Regions from separate parts of the Mus musculus genome. Here regions 1 and 3 are each linked to region 2. A link is a loop called in an ENCODE intact Hi-C map of the cell type or tissue named here. Cell type or tissue: gastrocnemius. All regions are shown on one strand.

What was found. Peaks named below come from ENCODE experiments on the same cell type or tissue, not always from the same donor. Only the 100,000 strongest peaks of a DNase experiment are listed, where the experiment ranks them.
Region 1: it touches region 2 in a loop (5-fold over the local background); 6 of 42 quality-filtered maps call a loop at or near these places.
Region 3: a loop joins it to region 2, with 12 times the contacts of the local background. A loop is called at or near these places in 27 of 42 quality-filtered maps.

Annotation. Positions count from the first base shown.
Region 1 is chr14:70,548,159-70,550,658 of GRCm38, forward strand. Reep4 (receptor accessory protein 4) reads left to right here. Exons shown (of 8, transcript NM_180588.2): 7 at 27-181; 8 at 272-777. The coding sequence ends at 337. Among named protein-coding and RNA genes, the nearest start is that of Reep4, 4.2 kb to the left of the region's middle. In gastrocnemius, no CTCF peak of the experiment used is centred here; DNase peaks (open chromatin) are centred at 1,308 and 2,064; H3K27ac peaks cover 1,191 bases.
Region 2 is chr14:70,768,236-70,770,735 of GRCm38, forward strand. It overlaps a transcript of Xpo7 not described here and a transcript of Dok2 not described here. Among named protein-coding and RNA genes, the nearest start is that of Dok2, 4.9 kb to the right of the region's middle. In gastrocnemius, a CTCF peak has its summit at 1,488 (motif pointing left); a DNase peak (open chromatin) is centred at 1,477; H3K27ac peaks cover 584 bases.
Region 3 is chr14:70,681,223-70,683,722 of GRCm38, forward strand. Xpo7 (exportin 7) reads right to left here. Exons shown (of 28, transcript NM_001359888.1): 16 at 2,434-2,500; 17 at 1,571-1,634; 18 at 1,111-1,219; 19 at 17-123. Among named protein-coding and RNA genes, the nearest start is that of Xpo7, 26 kb to the right of the region's middle. In gastrocnemius, no CTCF peak of the experiment used is centred here; a DNase peak (open chromatin) is centred at 1,122.

The DNA of each region.
Region 1 (2,500 bases), 220 kb before region 2:
TTGCCCTGCGGGCCTCTCTTTGGCAGGATACCGGCCAGGCGGCCTGCAGGGCAGTGACACAGAGGATGAGTGTTGGTCAGACAATGAGATCGTCCCCCAGCCACCTGTTCGGCCCCGAGAGAAGCCTCTAGGCCGCAGCCAGAGCCTTCGGGTGGTCAAGAGGAAGCCATTGACTCGAGAGGTAAGTGTGTTGGAAGGACGGCATGAGGGGGGTGTGGATGGAGCTGCAGTGCCCACACCACTCAAGGTATACTGGCTTTCTCTTCCCAAGGGCACCTCACGCTCCCTGAAGGTCCGAACCCGGAAAAAGGCCATGCCCTCAGACATGGACAGCTAGAGTCTGCAGATTGAGGCCACCTTACCTCTGGAGCCAGCAGGGGACCTTTCGCTGCTACACCAGCTACCGGGGTTCTGCTCCGTCTGGCTTGTGCCTAAATGGCACATGGCGTGGTACCCTGCACAGGGAGACATTCACTATACCAAAGCAGCCCAGGCCTGGGGCCTATTTATTGCCTTCCTCTGCCTTTTACTTTCTCAGACACGGGACCAGAGCCCCACCAGTCCCTACCGACGAAACCAAAAGTCCAACCAGCTGTGTTCATTCCTTCTTGTCCTTCAAAATACTTGACAGCCTTTTCCAAGGCCTGGTGTGTGTGTGTGTGTGTGTGTGTGTGTGTGTTTACGTACACTAGCTGCATGTTTCGTGTTGGTGAGTGAGGTCAGGCTTATGAATATTTTTATATAAATAAATACCAAACAGTGTTTGGCCTCTCCTAATTTGTCTCTTCACATCTCATATTGTAGCTAACAACTCACTGCAGGCTCTGGCAAAGGGTGTAGAGACTGCTGGAAGATCTCTGTGCCCCATCCCAGCAGCAGTATTCTTACAGTTGCTCCTAGGGATCCTTGTGGAGTTAGGGTAGAGCCTGGTGTATTGGCACAAGCCTTTGATTCCAACATGGTTGAGGGGGAGAGGGCAGGAGGATTTCTGTGAGTCCAGCATGGTTTACATAGCCAGTTCCAGATCAGCTAGGACTAGAGAGACCCTGTCTCAAAAAACAAAAAACAAAGAGTCAGACTGATCTTGAAGGGTCAGTCGGGAATCAGTACTTACAGGAAGAGGCAAAGAGATGGGGAGCCTATAGAAACTGTACAGAGCAAACCTGAGGAGGCAGGCTAGGTCTTCCATGAACCTAGAGGAGCCACAGTTCAGTGAACTCTTCCTGTAGACATTCAGATACGATTAGGGTGAATTTGCACTCTAAGCCACAAGAGGGCAGCAGCTGCCTAGGGCCAGGCTGCCCCCACCTTCCAGGTCAAAGTGGGCGGGGCTCAGAGACGAGCCAACGCCTCACCCTGCTGGGGCCTGGATGCTGATGGGGCAGGCCAAAGGAATGATGATAGCCAATGATAGCCCTTGTCTGATGCTTGCCTTCTCCATCCATAGAGACCCAGGCGCTTGCCCTGGGTTGACTTTAATCCATCTCCTTTGATCCCTGGGTCATCTGCCCCTAAAGTAGGAGGCACGTTGTACCCAGGGTCCTCCCTCCTCCCACCCCATCTGTCCTTCCTTCCCACTTCGGAGTCAAGAGTGCTGGTTGGAGGAAAACTATGAGCTGCTAAATTGGAGTGTCCTGTGAGGATTAACTCTTGGTGTAGGGATTATCTGGGTTTTATTGGAGGGGAAGGCACTTAATCTGTGTGGCTGATTTAGCCTGGCATGGACTGGGGTTCAGTGGCTTTTCTCTATGGCATCCCCTCTGTATGTGATGCTGACTCTTACTGCCTCATTACTTCACCCAAAAGATGTGTTGCTAGGAACTGTAGGGGTGAGGAGACAAGGAAGTAGCCGCTATTACTATGATCCCCATTTCCCAAACAGGCACACAAAGGGCAAATGATTTGCCCAAGGTGGACTAGCTAGTAAGTGGCAGGATTGGGCTTTGGACCAGGCAGTCTGGCTCCAGAGTTGATGTTCTTAATCACTATTCAGTAAATGGGCTGTTCCTTGCCTGGGGGCAGGGGCAGGGAGAAGGAGTCTGGCATGTGTGGGATATTTGTTGCTCGCCTGACCTTGTGCTGAGCATTTCAGAGCTGGTTTCTTTGAATCTTCGCAAAGGGCCTGTTGTCCATCTTACAGGTGAAACGGCTTTCTCCTCTATAGAGGTGCTGCCCGAGAGGTGGGCAAAGTCACTTGGTCCTCCTGGGAGGACTGCTGAAGCCACTGTGCCCTGGCTCTGCAGAGCCCACCTCTGCCCTCCCCCGGCCTGCTTTGTTCTCCTACTCCAACTCATACACCTGTCTCAGAACCCTCTGCGCGCATGCCTCTGCCTTGCCTAGCCACTCACGGAGAGACTTCAGCCTTATTTTTACTGTTGTATCCCAGACTACATGGTTGAACCAAGGTGTGATATTTTTATAACTGTGTGATTTGTTGGTGAAATCCTGCTTAGTGTCTAACTTCTGCACTGAAACGTCACCCCTTCCTCTGAGAAGCCTC
Region 2 (2,500 bases):
CTCTGTCCACTATCTCCTGATTCCTGGTTCTCCTTTTCTCTTCCCCATCTTCAGTTCACCCACTTTCTTAAAATAAACTCAGAAATAATCTTGATTATTCAGCTTGTCAGTCCTCCTCAGTCTTCACCTCCATGCCTGCTGTGCATATCTCTAATGCACACCAGACTCCACTCCTGTCTTCAATGCTGATATCCTGGTCTGAGGCTTACATTTTTTTCTAAGTCCTACATGGAATCCTGTTATATGTTCCCTTGTCCCTGTATTTCTCCTTGGTGGCTCAGTCCCCATACCGCTGCAACATCAACCCCACAAAACAGACAGCGTACACTCGTGTTTGAAGCCCTTGAGAGGACTCTTCTTGAGCATCTTCGGTATGACCTGGCTGACCTCTCCTGTACCCCTGCTCCTTCACAATGCTCTGCTCATTTCTGGCTCTGCTCTGCTCTTCTTTTGCCGTTACTCAGTACCTTTCCTGGTCCAAAGGTGCCAGGAACTGAACCCTCTCTTTTCTTAATGCAGTGTCTCCCTTATGCTCGGAGGATACATTGCCTGAAGCTACAGAGCAGGCAGTATCTATATGCTGTTTTCTTCATATATATCTAAGATAAAGTTTATAAAGTTGCCACAGTAAGATGAATGGTAATAGATAATAAGATAGAACAATGACAGTGTGGCATTACACAGTTTTGTTTTGTTTTGTTTTGTTTTTAAGGGTTGCTTGTTTCTGGAGTGTTCCATTTAGTATTTTTGAATTCTAGTTTATGAAACCATGGATATAGGAGGACCATTTACATACTTAATGGGGAAAGGGTAAATAGCAATGAGATTAGGGATGTATACTGTCCGACCCTCTACAGTCAGGAACCTTTGAAGCTGAGGATGGCAGGCACCACAGCTGTCCTCATCCTGTCCTTTGCCCAGTCCATCTTTCTCATGTCCACATCTCTCTGCCCATTTTAAACCTTTCTCTTGTCTGCCCAGAGCTGCCCATTGGGTATCTCTCTTCACCTAGAAGATCTTTCGGAGTTAGCTAATCCCTGAGTGAGGAAGCCGGGAGCCAGCTGAAACCCCAACTGTCCTCAGTACGGGCTATGGGAATTTGTTGACACCTTTGCTTCCTAACACTGGCGCCTGGAGACCCAGAAGTCCTCTAAGTCTCTGCACCTCGGTTGTGTCTGGGGACAGTGCAGCACAAGATCCTGCTCTTGTGGCTCCCCAGAGGCCAAGCAGAAGGTCACTGTGGTTATTGCAGGATTCCCATAGCGGGATCCCTACCCCAGCTGGGTGAAGTTCAGCTTGATGGAAGACGTATTCTTAGTAGATTCTAGCTCCTTTTAGACTATGGCTATGAGAAAAGTATTCAGCTTCCACAGGCCAGGGATGGGATTGGGGGTGGGGGTGGGGGTGTGTTCTGGAATACGTGGGGTCAGGTTTAAAAAGTTTCCAAGGAATCTAGTAAACTCGGGCGCCCCCTTGTGGTTCTGAGTGGTGTGTATCCTGTTTCCCTACTGGTTGGAGGGTAAGCAGGGTGTTTGAGAAAGAAAGCATCCTTTGCACTCCTGTGAGGCATGTGCTGGTGAACTCCACAGCACTGTCACACCAGAGCCATCCGATAAGAAGAGCCATCTGATAAGAATCTGTATCCTGCCGGGCAGTGGTGGTGCACACCTTTAATCCCAGCACTTGGGAGGCAGAGGCAGGCATGGTCTACAGAGTGAGTTCCAGAACAGCCAGCGCTATACAGAGAAACCCTGTCTGGAAACAAAACAAAACAAAACAAAACAACAAAAAACCAAAAAAAGAAAGAAAGAAAAACAAAGCCAATATTTTTCTACAATCCTTCCTAGCACCTATAACATTAGTATATTGTTGGATTATATTGTTAGAATATTTTATTTTAAAAACTGTTCTTTGAGTTGCTCACTTGTTTCACAAAAGATAATATTACATGTATTTTTCTTGGAGTTAGCATAGAATTTCCAGCAGTTTCTGATATGTCCCTAAACATACTAGCGCCACTTCATACTATGTATGTATGTATGTATGCCTGGATGTCTGCACTTTGGGGGGGAGGGGTCTTCTGTATCAAAGGCTTACCTTGTCAACTACTTGTGTGGCCAAGGATGATTTTGAACTTCCAGTCCTCCTGCTCCACCTCCTAAGTGTTAGCATTCCAGGTGTGGACCCCAGGTCCAGCTGTACTCTGTGAGTGTGCAATGAGTTCTCAGCATTGATGATTATAACATCGGAATAGCACTCAACTCTGAAAAGCATTGAGAACCAGAGAAAATTGATACTGTAGTAGCATCTGCAATTCCTGCAGGCAGGACGGGACACGGAGAGGGGAGAATTTTGAAAAACGGCTTTTCTATACTGGGTATGTGGCTCAGCTTTGCCTGCGTTGGAAGACTCTCCAGACCACCCCTAACTTCAGTTTCCTTCCGTTTCAAGAAGTGGACTGTGGAGACTGATTGATTCATGAGGTTTCCATGTCCTTCGT
Region 3 (2,500 bases), 87 kb before region 2:
CAGGTGGAGGACTCACCTTTGCCTCCTGTTCATTGAAGCTGTTAGTGCTGAACATCTGGGCCACAGCCTCAAACGCTGCTGTTAGAGGAAGCATGAATTGTTCATACTGATCTTCATCCTCTCCTGCAAGGGAAACAACCCTGGGGGTGACTCTGATGCCAACAAGTCCAAGCTGTGAATGCTTGAAAAATAAGTTGGGCAAAAAAAGAGGTCTCAAGGTAACCCAAAGGTTCCCTTAACTATCCCAACAGGTGACAGTAGTAATTCAAGTCAAAGGTCAAAGGTTAGCTGAGACGTGCATGTGCACAGGCGCTGCTGCTGTCTGTTTATTTTGTACTCAGTAGAGAAGGGACCAAGACTGCTGTGCTAGAACGAGTGAGATGCTTCTGGAAGCTTTACTCACACGCACTTTTCTTAAGTTTTTCATAAGCCTAGAAGGTGTCCCGTCATTTTAGTAGGTTGAAATGAAAACAACTCAAAGTCACAACGACAAGCACCACTGAGCAGCAATGGTGAGTTGAAGCAGCAGTGCTACCTAGGTGGCTGTCCTTCCCTGTGCATCTGCACTGAGACCCACGTAACTAAGCCCCCGTTGGCTGGGCCAGGGGGCTGCTCACCAGTGTGGGGTGGTTCTGGGTAGTAAGAACCTCTTACATTTCTGGTTGTGAGCCTAGCCTTTAAGGGCTGAGTCATCTCTCCAGCTCTGATAAGAATCTAAAGAACTCTCTTATTTTATAGACATTGTAGTCAAAGACAGAATTTTATATTTGAAAAACTGTTTTAGACAAGAATCTCACTATATTTCTCTGGTTGGTCTCAAAACCACTAAACAATGGAATAACAGTTTCACACTACTGTATTCAGCTTGAAGAGAATTTTAAAAGATATAGCATATCAAGATGAAAACTTGGTTGCAAATTGTTACCCTATTCCAGTAGAGGAAGCATGGCAGTTTAATGCGTTCTTTATGAAAAGAAGGGGTTATTCAGATGTTTTTGGTCACTGTTGAAACAACCGAGAAGACTTGTCCCATTTCTACTCTCTGTTCTCAGATAAAAATTTAGTACAGGGCCAGATTACTTCTTGAGCCTCTAGGGTTTATTGCAGTACCTAAATCCACCATGAGGAGACGCCCAAGTGCTGTGTAGAAGGTAGTCCGACACCGCATGTCTGTCAGGTTGGACTGATTGTTAATACCCAAAAATGAAAAGTGCTCGCTCTATTAAAAAAAAAAAAAGAAAACAAGTTAAAAAGGTAAAAACAAGGGTTAAGAGGTAGAAGGCAAGTCAGTAATTTCAGAATTACTGAGCCCTTACACACTAGCCCCATGGTCATTCTTAAAGGATACAAGGATGCTTCTCTTTTTAAAGTTATTGTGGCTGTTATTACTGGTTTATCCCAAGTATATACAGCAGTAGGTGACTTTAATACAGGTCAGGCCTGCATCCTGACCCCAAAAGCAGTTCTGTGATGGGAGTGTAATCTGGCAGAGATGCAGGACTCAACTGAAATACTTGCTTAGCAGTGCTGAGGAAGTGTATGAGGGTGGATGGAGGCTGGGATCACTCACCGTGTGATTGTTCAGCATGAACTGTACAGCGCTAAGCTTCACTAACTTCCTTACGCTACTGTATGTAAAGACAAAGGGTCACAGTCAAGGAAAGTACAGCACAAACTAAGCAATGGTCCAGCGTGAGGATGCTTTCCCCAAGTAACTTATTTTCTAAGCCATATGAGCACAGTGCTGCCAAGTAAGAAGTGTTTGTTAGTATTTAATTAATACGAGAACACCCATACCAAACTGCTACTTTTAAGAAAATCAGTACCACAGAAACTTCTTAGAACCGGATTATCCTACAGGAGCTCCTTCTGGCAGGGATTTCAAGAGGGACTTTATGCCTTAAAGCCCTACCTGAGTATCCACTGTGCATTGTGAACAGCCTCCTCTCTCACTCTGAAAAGGTACTAGCTATAAACAGTCTTTTGAAGAAGTGAGGAAAAGTTGTTTAAGAAATGGTACAGTAGTTCCTGTACTTGCTGGCTCCCGACTGTGGAGTGATCCAAACTTTACAGTAGACATTGTTTAAATCCAGGCTAGCAAGCCACTACTTCTGTGAGAGAGCCTGGTGTCAGGATGCTTACACTGAAGAGCCATGAGGCTTTTTCCCCACTATGGATGCTAAAAGCTTAGTTAGAGAACATGCCAGAGAGCTGTACTCTGGGTGTCTAGTATTTATTTATAAATCTTAGGACTAGTCAGTGATAAATCTGTAGTCAACTATTATATTGTGTGGTGCCTCACTTTTAGGGACTTGGACTTATTCTAGATTCTGTGTACATATTGCCTTGGGTGCCAGGAAAACAGAAGACACCCAAGCACAAGCAGGAGACCATGCACACTCTGTGTCGCTCAGAGTCTAGTTTAAAGGATATCCGATGGAGAGGTCATTGAGGAGCTGCAGTGTCTTGGAGGTGATTGGCTCACAACGACCCCAGTACT